Regions from separate parts of the Homo sapiens genome. Here region 2 is linked to region 1. The links are chromatin contacts, found by Hi-C in ENCODE. All regions are on one chromosome and are shown on one strand. Each heading gives the region's core, a stretch centred on a gene start or an enhancer-like site at or near the end of the contact. The rest is flanking DNA. Distances are from core to core; before and after follow the strand shown. Region 1 overlaps MYO5A (myosin VA). Region 2 overlaps ATOSA (atos homolog A).

Region 1 (6,625 bases), core at 2,256-4,755:
CCAGGCTGGTCTCCAACTCCTAGGCTCAAGCAATCCTCATGCCTCAGCTTCTCAAAGTGCTGGGATTACAGACATGAGCCACTGCACCTGGTCCATCTTTTCTTTGTTTAACTTTTTAAATGGTGCTTCTGTTCGCTACCTGTTTTTTTCTTTTGCCTATTTGCTACTAGGTTGTTTATCTTTTTCTTATTAATTCGCTGATATGTGAGGTTTTGTTTTATGAAGCTTAATCTTGCTGGACATAAAATTATTGGCTGCTAGGTTTTTCTTTTTTCTTTCATCACTTTGAAAATGCCATCCCATTCTCTTCTGGCCTGTGAGAGTTCTGCTGAGAAGTGTGCCATTAGTCTGATGGGGTTTCCTTTATAGGCAACTAAGTGTGCTTTTCTCTTGCCGATTTAAAATTTTTTTCCTTCACTTTGACTTTAGACAGTCTGATGATAATATGCTGTGGTGAAGTTTTTTTTGCAGTTTATTTTCCTGGGGATTGCTGGGCCTCCTGTAGCTGGATGTCTAAATCTCTTTCTTGACTTGGGAAATTTTCATCAATTATTTCCTTAAATAGGTTTTCAGAACTTTTTGCATTTTCTTCCTCCTTGAGAATACCAATAATTCGTAAGCTTGGTTGCCTTATGTAGACCCTAATATCTTGATGTCTTTATTCATTCTTTTTTCCTCACTTTTGTCTGATTATGTTATTTCAAAAGACTTGTCTTCAAGTTTTGAGATTCTTTTTTTCTGCTTAGTCTAGTCTATTTTTGAAGCATTTCAAATGTATTTTGTAATTCCTTCAATAATTTTTCAGACCCAGAATTTCTGTTTGTTTTTGAAATCTGTCTCCTGTAAATTCCTCATGTGCATCCTAAATTGATTTTCTGATTTTCTTTATATTAGTTTGCAGATTTCTCTTGCATCTCATTGAGCTTCTTTAAAATCAATACTTTGAATTATTTATCGACATTTCAAGGATTTTTGTTCTGCTTAGGATCTATTGCCAAATAATTATTTTGTTCCTTTGAGGGCGCCATAATACCTTGCTTTTTCATACTTCCTATATGTTGATTTCTGTGTATCTGAAGATGTGACTATGATGCTGATTGGGTAGGGCCATTTGTCTGCATGAAGTGACAAAGACTTTGTATGATTTCCTTGGATATACATAGCCTTAATGCGGTAGCTTTCTTGAATGCTGGTTGTAGTGGCGTACCAGGCAGTGAGCAGACACACAACCTCCTGTGCAGCTGTGATGTCATGGGTGATAGGGGCAGTAGTTGTGAGAAGCTCTTCTCTTTCTCAAGTGCTGTGCTCTTGTGTTAATTGTTGCAGTGGGCTCTTCAGGCTGTCCCAGAAGGTGGATTGGGCCATGGAACCCCCAGGGGCCTGGATCCTGCACCCTATCTTGGAGTGGGGGGCAAAGCTGGAATGGAGCTAAGTTAGCTAGGCCTGCACTCAGACCACCTACCCTGATGGGAGTGGCTACCTACCCTGATTTAGGCCTCTGGTAAAATACCTGGGTTAGGGCTGACCACTGTTATGCTGATGTCTCAGCCTGGGAAGGGAGGGTGGTTCTAGCTTCACAGCCTTGGCTGGCAGACATGGGACCTGCTTCCCTCTTACACCCCAGTCTTGGCAAGGTTCATGCCCCCATCTCAACTATGTTAGCCAGTCTGGCTGTTCACTTAGTCACTACAGTTTGCTTCTCGTCTGCAGTGCAGTCTTGGGCTATAGGAGTCACTGTGCAGCTCAATACTACACCTCTCTGGCACTTCTCCTCCTCTGGTCCATGGGTGGGGTTGGGGGGAGCCCAGTTTCAGCACCAGCAGCTGGAGCCCATACCACACTCATTTCTCAGTTCTGGCTGTGGGAGCCCCTCCCACAGGTTTCAGTTCCCCAAGCCCCAGCCTGAGTCTCTCTACTGCCAAAGACTGCTGCTGCTGTGGCTAGCTCCCAGGCGTGTGAGGTGCAGCTTGCTAAGTAAGAGCTAGGAAAGAGAATAGGGTCCTGCTGTAGGTGTCCAGTCTGAAGGAATGCCTGGGATACTTCCTCAAGCAGTTCCTTCTCACAGTCTCCTGGCTGCTCCGCATGTTAGATCTAGGGCTTAGAAGGGGCAAGGTACTTTCCTGTGGTCTGGATTGCTCGATTCCCTAGTGGGAAAGTGGACCACAGAGAGATATGTACCCTTTTCCATATTGGGGATTCACTCCTGGTTTTTGGCCGGTCCTGGCCATACGGGCTACCTACCTTCCTTCTTCTCAGATTTTGGAGTTTCTTTTTGCTTTTCTGTTGGACTCATTGCTTTTCATGTCAAACATATTATCATGGATAATATGTTCAAAGTATGATTGTCTACACACTATTTTGGTTCTTCTGAGTTTATGAAGTGTGCTAGAAAAGCCTCTAGTCAGCCATCTTGGGCGAAAAAAATCTCAAGATGTATCTTTTTCTTAATGATTTGTAAGAGTTCTTTTTAAAAGTCTTTTTAAATTTATTCTATTTATTTTCTAGAGACAGGGTCTTGCTCTGTTGCTCAGGCTGGAGTGCAGTGGCATGATCATAGCGCACTATACTTTCGAATTCCTGAATTCAAGCAATCCTCCTGCCCTAGCCTCCCAAGTAGCTGGGACTACAGGCAAAAGTTCTTTATACATTAAGGGACTTTGCTTTTTTACAAATATATTTTTGGTCACCCTGTATTTTGGGTTTGTTTATGATGTATTTTGGCACCCAGAAGTTTTTTATTTTTCTGAAAAATATTTTATACCAACCATTCTTTCAAAATTATAAAACCTAGATCAACTTTCATAGCTGCTTTTCTCGGCTAAAATTAAGCTAAAAGGACACTTAATAAAAGGGGCAAGGATAGGGGATCATGGGAGGAGTTAATAAGAAAGCATCATGCAGCCCAAAGTTTAACACTTCCACTTAAAGATGCAGGCCAACAGGGCTTTTTTGCTTAAGGTGTCTCAGCCAGCAGCAAGATGGCCTACTCATTTGCCCTCTCAAAGCCAGCTCATTATAGAATTCCGTAATAATCTTGCCCTGACCTTACTACCAAGGCTGCTGTTTCCAGGTCAAGAATCTCCCTTCTAGTGCTCATCATTAATGAGGTAATACCAGTGAAATGTCCCTCCTTGCCCCTGCCCTTAGGTAAAGCTGACTCCCAGTGTGGCCAATACAGTCTCTATTTGCCTAATATGGATGACATTTTGGAAGCAATTATGTGTATATTAGATAAATCCTGTCTACAGGCTAAATGTGAGTGACAGTCATATATACATAACTAGGAAAACGACTAATCATAAGCAGGAGTTGTACAAGATGTGCTTTTGTTTATGATTAAAAGACTGCTGATTAGAACTAGGGTGTTGGAAACATCTGGTCATTCATTACTCTGCTTAAAAGCCTGTGATGAATCCCTGTCTCATGCAGTATATAGGCCAAACTGCCTACCATGGCACATGAGGTCTTTCACATCCTGCTCCTAACCTATTTTTTCAGTCAGCTAAACACTATGCTAAGCACTTTCATTTCACACATATTTATTGAGTACCTGCTAGTTACCAAACATTGTTCTAGGTTTCGGTGTTCGTTGTCCCTGCCCTCACAGGCTTTCTGGCTAGTTAGGGACACAAAGAATCCCACATAACCAAAACAATCTATAGAGTAGTCAGGGTGGACTTTTTCTGAGAAAAACGCATATATAAACTGAGACCAGAAGAGTGAGAAGGAACTAGTCCTAAGAAGAGATGGGAAATGAGGGGAAGGTGTTCTAGGCAGTGGGTACAGCAATGGCATTGAACTTGTAGTTTGGGTGTTCTAGGAACAACAGAAGGCTGGCACAGCCAGAGCTCAGGGGAAGGGAGAAGACCCCAGTGAGTTGCTGTTAAACCTGTGGGTAGGGGCCAGATCACATAGTACATCGTAGAGTATAGTAAAGGAATTCAGATGCAGCACAATGAGGTACCTGAATCGGGGTTTGGCCTGGGGTTGGGCTGGCGACAAAACTGTGTAGTGGTTTTAAGCCTTATCTAATTTATCTGCATCACAACTCTCTGAGGCAGGTATTACTAATAACCAGTTTTATGGATGAGAATCCTGAGGAAGAAAGTTGGGTAATTGTTCAAGGTCACACAGTTGGAAAGTATTGGAGCTTCTGGATCTGTCTAACTCCAGAGCCCATGTTCTCAAATGTAATTGTATATACAGTCTAATTGGTTTATTTTGTAAGTAAGGGAATTGAGATTCAGAAAAATTAAAAATAAACTAGAATGATTAAGAGGATGTGAGGCACTGTTTAAAAAATTTATGCTCTTCTTCCATCTGGAAAGATGAAGAATGAACTTTTGATCTGGTGGAAGCTTCTAACACTATGAGGCACCTGAAGAGGGCAATGCTGACTTATTCACTACAAAAATAGCTTAGGCATCTTTTGAAGCTTCAGATAAGTAATTCACAGGTCAAATAAAAGGAAGTGCTTTTGATACAGTTGGTAGCTGATTATTTCAGATACAGATTAACAATGTTTCCAGTAGCTTTTAGGAAATCTGTAGAACAAGTTAGCAAAACAGAAAACCTCTTCTGTATAAAGCATACTAAAATACTGATGAAAATGTCTGTAAGAGAAGTTTAAATAACTAAGAAAATGAGGAAAAAATGAGTACAGGGAAAATGAAATTTTATAATAATAAAAAAAGAAAGCAATTTTAGTTGTAAGTTTTATAATATTTAAACATTTTAGTTTTATATGTCTTAAGAAATACTTAACTCATGGATGACGTTTTTTAATATAACTGAAAAGCCACTATAGAGGGGTAAAGGAAATAATATCCTTTCTTAGTTTTTACAGACAGAATGAAATTCTTATTTCTAGAGAAGTCCATCTTGATGAAGAAAGTGTGGTCAAGTCACTGCCAGGATGCCGGCTTGACATCTGGGGAAAAGGCTGAGGCACAAGTTCTTTTAGAGTCTTTGTTTGCTTATGCTGCATTTTTCTCTCAAAATACCCTCTCAGCGTATACAGTTGGAGTACCTGTCACTCAAGAAAAAATGTCCTTTAGTTCATGAGATTTTTACAACCTAAAATAGACTGACAATCAATTTTGATCTTTCTGTTATGATTCCCATTGTCCTGTCAGTTTCTCTCAGTCATACTGAGAACCCGACCACCCAATTTGGATGATTTTCTCTATCAGTTCAATCATACCACTTAACATCTTAGGGCTGTCAGATTTAAGGGAAGCAAAGTGTACTCTTGATCTCTCTAGATGTTTGGAAATTACTGAATGAGAATTTCATAACCTTTTTTTTTTTTTTCCAAGACGGATTCTCGCTGTCGCCCAGGATGGAGTGCAGTGGCACAATCTTGGCTCACAGCAACCTCCACCTCCAGGGTTCAAGAGATTATCCTGCCTCAGCCTCCAGAGTAGCTGGGACTACAGGTGTGTGCCACCGTGCCCGGCCAATTTTTGTATTTTTAGTAGAGATGGGGTTTCACCATGTTGGCCAGGCTGGTCTGGAACTCTTGACCTCAGGCAATCTGCCCACCTTGGCCTCCGAAAGTGCTGGGATTATAGGCGTGAGCCACTGTGCCTGGCCGATAACCTTAATATCTAATTATTTGTGCTGCTTCGTTCTCTAGTAATTGTCTTATCATGATCAAGGTGCAAGCATGGCCAGCAGCTGGCTTGGGTCTAATGCCACTTCTGTGTTCTTTTCTTCCTTGAGGATTTCTCTCGGTGATCTTTTTGGTACTTAGTATGCATACAGTTGTGCTTTCAAGATATCAGATGAACACTGCAGCCTTGTATTATTCGCCTAACCTGTAGTATATATTTAAAAATATTAATGCCACAAAGTAGAAATTGTGGGTTTTGATCAAACCTTTTTTTTTTTTTTGAGACAGAGTCTCGCTCTGTCGCCCAGGCTGGAGTGCAGTGGCACAATCTCGGCTCACTGCAAGCTCTGCCTCCTGGGTTCACGCCATTCTCCTGCCTCAGCCTCCTGAGTAGCTGGGACTACAGGCGCCTGCCACCATGCCTGGCTAATTTTTTTGTATTTTTTTAGTAGAGACGGGGTTTCAGTGTGTTAGTTGGGATGGTCTCCATCTCCTGACCTCGTGATCCGCCCACCTCGGCCTCCCAAAGTGCTGGGATTACAGGCATGAGCCACTGCGCCTGGCCCAAACTTTTTTTTTTTTGAGATGGAGTCTCGCTGTGTTGCCCAGGCTGGCTAGAGTACAGTGGCGCGATCTCAGCTCACCACAACCTCTGCCTTCCAGGTTCAAGCAATTCTCCTGCCTCAGCCTCCTGAGTAGCTGGGACTACAGGCGCATGCCACCATGTCCGGCTAATTTTTGTATTTGTAGTAGAGACGGGGTTTCACTATGTTGGCCAGGCTGGTCTCAAACTCCTCACCTCGCGATCTGCCCACCTCAGCCTCCCAAAGTGCTGGGATTACAGGCGTGAATGACCACACCTGGCTGATCACACAGTTTTTATGGGGTTTCTGCTGAACAAGTCTACCTAAGCTATGGGGAGAGGAATAGATAGCATATAAGATTTAAATATGAATAAGTTTTACTAACCTAGAGCCCCTTCATGCTTACTCATGTTCTGTTCATCACCTT
Region 2 (6,625 bases), core at 3,059-5,558, 200 kb before region 1:
TCTTGCTATGTTGCCGAGGTCTGGAACTCCTGTCCTTGAGCAGTCCTCCTGCCTCAGCTTCCCCAAGTGCTGAGATTACAGGCGTAAGCCACCATGCGCACACTCTAGATGGTATTCTTGATTTGACTTTCAGGAATTGTTGTGTGGCAATTAGGGCAGTGGAAAGAACATGGGTTTGGAGCTGGACAACTCATTGTTCAGACATCAACATTATTACTAGCTGGGTGAGTTTAGTAAAGTTAAACTCTCCATGTCTTAATTGCCCGGAAATCTGTAAAAATGGGAATAGCAATTCTTTTCTCAAGGTTTCTGCGAGGATTGAAAGAAATAGTACATGTTAGCATACAGCTCAATGCCTGGGCACAAAGTGGGCACCAGCTTTCTACGAAAACAAGTTGTCACGCTGAGGATACAGGGCCAGTATTCCCTAAATCTCCTTTTTCCAACTAGGATTCTAGAACTGTAACTATAATAAAGTTTACTAACAGTAGTACTTAGATCTAGAAAATCTATGGGGTATAATGTCTAAAGTCTTTAGTGCTGTGTAAAGAGCAAATGAGAATTTGCTGTCATGACAGTTGTGCTCAACTGCAGATGCTGTCAGTCCATGGTTTCCTACTTTAGTAAGGACTGAGCACAAGGCAGAGTGGCCTTCTGTGAAGTTAAACTCTGGCATCGATTTCCTTTGTTGATTCAACAGTGTTTCAGCTTACTCTAATTTTGGATAAAAAGAAACTTATGCCTGCTCTGGATGGATAGAATTCAAATTTGCTCTGCAATGAATTTGAATTTTTGTGGCATTCATTTTATGTAGATACGTATATCTATTTCAACTACAATATTTCCCAACTTTTTTGATATCTCACTAAGGAAAGTTTTGATTACCGAGGTGGGAAGATTGCTTGAGCCCAGGAGTTCAAGATGAGCCTGGGTGACATAGGGAGACCCCATCTCTACAAAAAAACTTAAAAAAAAAATTAGCTGGGCTTGTTGAGGCATGCCTATAGTCCCAGCTCTTGGGATGCTGAGATGGGAGGATCACTTGAGCTGAGGATTTAAGGCTGTAGTGAGCTATGATAAAGCCATTGCACTCTAGCCTGGGCAACAGAGTGTAACCTTGTCTCAGAAAAAACAGTTTTGATTAAATAGTTAAATTAATGTAATATGTGTCATCTTAACAATATGTACAACTCTTAGTTTATCTTGCAACAATTAGGTAATCTGAAAAAAGTGATGGTTTTGTGCACATGATCATTGGGCTAAATTTTTTTCTTTTCATTCAGTAGTATTTATTGATGAACTATTCTGTGGTATGACCTCTGAGATATGTATTGTATTCTCTGCCTTATAGAAAATATAATCCAAGAAAGAAGATAAGTATAATGCAGGACATTTGAGAACTGAATGAATGGTAAAAGTAATGTTTACTATCAAAGGTCATAGGGAATGATTAATTCCACTGGAGAAGTTAATTTAGGTCTGGGACTGTCTTAGCAGAGACAGCAGCTGAGTTGATCCTTCAAAAACTGTTATGATTTGGATAGATAAAAATTTAGAGATTGGGGCAGGGAAGGGAATGGAAGGAAGGACATTCTGATCAGAGGGAATGAGTTAAGGTGTGAAGATAGGATTCCATTGTTTAACGGTCGGCAGATAGACTAATGTGAATGGGAAGGGTTGCTTTGGAATAGGGAGAGATTAGAGTTTTAAATGTTAAGCTAAAAGGAGTTTGAGCCTCATTCATTTGCTAGTATCAGACAGTCTTAAAATCAGTTTTTAGCTCTCAAAATTACATTATCGCCCGCTGTTATAAAAATTACCCAACATGCATCTACTGTTAGCTAATTCTTTTTCTTCTCCATTTATTTTTCCCTTTGCCACCATTCTTTGTTTATAATATATGAAGGATTTGTGTTTTATTTTACAAAAATTCTTGGGAATATTAACATGGTACACAATACTAATAATACTATGTCTTTTTTTTTTTTTTTTTTGAGACGGAGTCTTGCTCTGTCGCTCAGGCTGGAGTGCAGTGGCTCGATCTCAGCTCACTGCAAGCTCCGCCTCCCGGGTTCACGCCATTCTCCTGCCTCAGCCTCCCGAGCAGCTGGGACTACAGGCACCCGCCACCGTGCCCTGCTAATTTTTTGTATTTTTAGTAGAGACGGGGTTTCACTGTGTTAGCCAGGATGGTCTCGATCTCCTGACCTTGTGATCCGCCCTCCTTGGCCTCCCAAAGTGCTGGGATTACAGGCTTGAGCCACCGTGCCCGGCCCTATGTCTGTTGTTTTATAATACTCTTTTTGTCAGAGTAGTAAGCTGCACTATTTATTTTGAAATAGCTGTGTGTTAAAACAAATGGAAGAAAAATACAGAGTAAAACTGGAGATTCCATTTTTCATTCCAGATAATTGCTGGCAGAAGTTTGAATTCTATGGGATTAGAGGCTTTCATACCCTTCAGTTTCATGTAAGGTCTGAGAATGCAGGGAGTCCCCATGATACTAATAAGCTTTCCTAGCTGTGTTAAGAGTAGAGATGTATCTTCTTCTCTCTCCAACCAGATAAACACTTTCACACTAAAGCTTTAAAAAAAAATGGTGGTCATAAGAGTGAGGTTTGTTCAGTATATTGTGGTAGAGCACTAAGAAGCAATCTCAGTTTCCTAGTCTTGGTTTGCCACTATCTGTGTGAATAATCACCAACCTCTTTGACTACCAGTTGCCTCATCTGTTAAGAGATTAGATTCGATAATTTTGGAGGTTCCTTCTGGGTCTAAGATTTGATCATTCATTACTCCTTTTTTTTGCTGTTTTTTTTTTTTTTTTTTTTTGGCCTGGCTTGTAAGATTTCTGCTGGCATAACTCCTTTCTTAAATATTGTTTATCTAAGCATGTGTGTCCTTCTTAAGTTGGCATACTAACTATTCAGAAATTGAAGTAAAGAACATACCTATGCCTTTGAATAATTATTGTGTTGATTGAATGCTGGTTCTGCAGGCACACTTCTGTGGTCCAGGAGGTCGTAGCCTAACCATGGCCTGTACCTTTTGTTGTAGCTTATGGTGCAGAATTGAGGTATTTACCAGGGTACTCTAAGTTGCTAACAACAACAAAACAACAACATTCAGGTTACACAGTGGTACATATTAAATCCACTTTAAAAAGCTGAGGGCGTGAAAATAATTTTGTTATTCTGAAATTACAAAATCACTCTGTCACTAGAAACCACAGTTGGAAAGATCTTTAGAGTGTGTGAGTTTCTTTCATTTTTACAGTTGAGAAAATGTAAGACCCAGAGAAAAGCAACCTGTCCAACTAAAAAAGTAAAACTCAAATTCCCTGCTAGTTGCTGGAATATTTTCTGTATTTTGTATTACTTCATGCCTCTAGCAGAGCACAATTGCCTCTAGGTTCTGGCACCAGAAATGAAATAATGATCATCTGGCTTTTATCAGGAAACTGGAAAGAAACAGGCTAGGTGATTATATTTTGACATTGTTCTCAAAGTAATACATAGATACTCTTAGAAGTAAGTCGAATGGTAATAAGTAGACTCAAAGTAAATAAGACATTTCATCCTTGAAACTAGGAAGCTGAGAAAGAGATGGATATAAAGAAATAAGAAATTAGAGATAATTGTCAAATTAAATCAGGAAATGGTATAAACTAATTATTTAGAAATATAGAGGACAATTTTTTTCTTTAGTTTCAATGTGTAAAAAATGAGGCTAGTGATAATACCTACTTAAAGGGCTACTGTAATGAGGAAATGAGATAATCCATATAAGGTGCTTAGAAAATAGTATTTAGGCCAGGCACAGTGGCTCACGCCTGTAATCCCGGTACTTTGGGAGACCAAGGCGGGTGGATCACCTGAGGTTGGGAGTTTGAGACCAGCCTTACCAACAAGAAGAAACCCCATCTCTACTAAAAATATAAAAAAATTAGCTGGGATTGGTGGCCCATGCTTGTAATCCCAGCTCCTCAGGAGGCTGAGGCAGGAGAATTGCTTGAACCCGGGAGGCGGATGTTGCAGTGAGCCAACATCGAGCCATTGCACTCCAGCCTAGGCAAAAAAAGCGAAACTCTGTCTCAAAAAAGAAAAGAAAATAGTATTTGATTCTGAATAAATACTCAATAAATTTGCCTGTTGTTATTGTTAATAAATTAGCATTTCTTCAGTGCGTAAGATAAACACATTCCAAGTGCGCTGAAGGAAATATACGAAGGCTAAGAGAGTGACTAAGTGAGAGCAAGGAGAAGTCCTCTTTGGTTAGGTAAGGCCCCTGAGAAAATGAGCAGAGGATGAGAAGGCACCAGCTGTGTAAGGGGAAAGAACATCCCAGGCCAAAGGTATATGTGCAAAGGTTCTGAATTTAGAAAGAGTCTGGCATGCTTTAGGAACTGAAAGAAGGCCAGGTACTATATGATAGTTTGTGCTTCCCTCATTTCTTCATATTATACTGTCTCCTTCACTAGAATAATTGTTCTTCAAGGGTGGTGATGACATCTGACTTCTTCCCAGCTGTTTTCCTCATACCTGTCACAGGTTGGCACAGAATTAGTATTTATTAGATGCTTGATAAAAAATTAAGCGCCTGTTGCTTGCTCAACAACTACTATGTAAGTTCTAAGATATCATAATTTTATTTTTGGGCTTATATCAGTGAGTTTCATGAAATACAAAATTCACGCTTAAAAAATTTAACATATTTAACTGTTTTATATCTCTAACTGTACCATTAAGTTCAAACTACTTTGATGGGCTGGGTTAAATGCTACATAGGATGATCCTGGTTTATGCCTGTTGTCCTGTGTCCAATCCTATTTCACAATGGTCTCCTTTCACTCTAAGTGTGTTACCACTGTTTGGATCATGAATTTTACTTTTTTATTTTTTTAATATATATTTTTTTCTTTTTAGAGACAGGTCTTGCTATGTTGGCCAAGATGGTCTTGAACTCCTGGCCTCAAGCAAACCTCCCACCTCAGTGGGCAATGAATTTTATGATAACCCTAATAGTCATTTTACTGTTCTGCTAGTGCACTCAAGTCTTGTCTTTCATTAACTGGTATTTCATTCTGTACTTAGATAGCTTAAATATAGATTAAAATAGCTCATTTGCCCCAGCTGTGTTTTGTAGGATATTGCATCTAATATTTTGTAATTTACATGGGTCCTTGTATGAAATCAAGGGATTGACAACATGGGATGCTTGTTTTGATTTAGTACAAAACACTTGGATTTTGTTTTAGAAATGCTCTATTTCTAAAATGTTTCTACCAAACACCCATATTTTGACAAAATGTTCTTTTTCAAAGTGATAGGAATTCTTATGAATATTTCCTTCTGCAATAAACAGTTGTGATTATATAGTCATATTGGTTAAATATGACAACATTTTAGAATTTAACTGTTAGAAATAGTAAAACCTTAGACATCTGGACCATTCTCCCTCTCTTGTTCACTGAAACAAGTATAACCAAGCACTTTCAATGTGCCTGGCACATATGTGCTAGAAGTACTGTGATGAGCAAGAACTAACATGGCCTCTGCCCTCAGAAACTTGTGGTTTGAAAAAAACAAGAAACAAAAAACAAAGTCCTTTCTTCCTGGGGCAACAGGTGAATCAGAAGCTGAGGTTACCCTATGATGTTTTAGAAGAGCTGGGGGTTGGGGGTAGGGGAGCTGGCCCAGAGGAGTAAGAGAGTATCAGATGGCCCGTACAAACTTACAGAAATTGTACACTCTACTATCCCTTTCTTTTTTTGTTTTTTGAGACAGGTTCTTGCCCTGTTGCCCAGGCTGGAGTACAGTGGCTTAATCGTGGCTCACTGCAACCTCCAGTTCCTAGGCTCAAGCAATCCTTCTGCCTCAGTCCCTGAGAAGCTGGTACTACAGGTGTGCATCACCATGCCCAGCTGATTTTTAACTTTTTTTTTTTTTTTTTTTTTTTTTTTGTAGAAACGAGGTCTCACTCTGTTGCTCAGCCTGGTCTTAAACTCATGTCCTCAAGCAATCTTCCTGTATCAGCCTCCTAAAGTCTGGAATTACAAGCATGAGCCACCATGCCTGGCCTCCACTATCCCTTTCTGTTTGTGGTGGTCTCCTATATTTTGAGTTTGAATGGGAAGGGAGCATGCATGTTTGATGGTTTGTTTTGTTTTTGTGAATGAAGAATGAAAATTTATTCCCATTAAGTGCGAGCTTCAATTGAGGCACTCAGTTTATGAGGTCTTACTGATGTTTCCTCTCTTAGGTGCTGTAGTTAAAATCTTGCTGGTCTAAAATGGTGAAAACTATTGAGGTATTCAAATGATAAGTACTTTATAAACTGAAATTGCATTGAAAACGGAGAGCTCTTGACAGAAAGGTTGACTCTAGCATTTATATAAGGAAAAAGACAACTATTATCTCCCTCTACACAGAAAGCTATATTCAGTAGTTATAGGATTTGTACATTGTGAATCCTTAGGGATCTCTAAACATCTGTGTCTTTAGAAGTAGTGTCACCTCTAGTAAAAGAGGGCCAGTAGAATTGAGTGGTGGCAGCCTGTGATGTATATGAATTTTGGCTGTACGTCTCTAGCGACTATTTTCTCCAACTCTATTTAGTAAAATTC

What was found. A loop is a pair of places that touch in the nucleus more often than their neighbours do. Pooled maps may share reads with other maps.
Region 2: a map with no recorded cell type shows a loop between it and region 1 (5-fold over the local background). The contact joins two enhancer-like sites. A Hi-C loop is called at or near these places in 4 of 37 single-sample maps with no recorded cell type and 4 of 50 pooled maps.

The regions. Positions count from the first base shown.
Region 1 is chr15:52,461,536-52,468,160 of GRCh38, reverse strand. All of the region lies in intron 1 of MYO5A (myosin VA), which reads left to right. Among named protein-coding and RNA genes, the nearest start is that of MYO5A, 64 kb to the left of the region's middle. RefSeq lists enhancers at 1,709-1,998, 1,643-2,398. Within about 2 kb of position 3,505, at least 6 of the 41 ENCODE cell types and tissues checked have a DNase peak (open chromatin) inside an H3K27ac peak, as active enhancers do.
Region 2 is chr15:52,658,139-52,664,763 of GRCh38, reverse strand. All of the region lies in intron 2 of ATOSA (atos homolog A), which reads left to right. Among named protein-coding and RNA genes, the nearest start is that of ATOSA, 18 kb to the left of the region's middle. RefSeq lists an enhancer at 5,492-5,681. Within about 2 kb of position 4,308, at least 2 of the 41 ENCODE cell types and tissues checked have a DNase peak (open chromatin) inside an H3K27ac peak, as active enhancers do.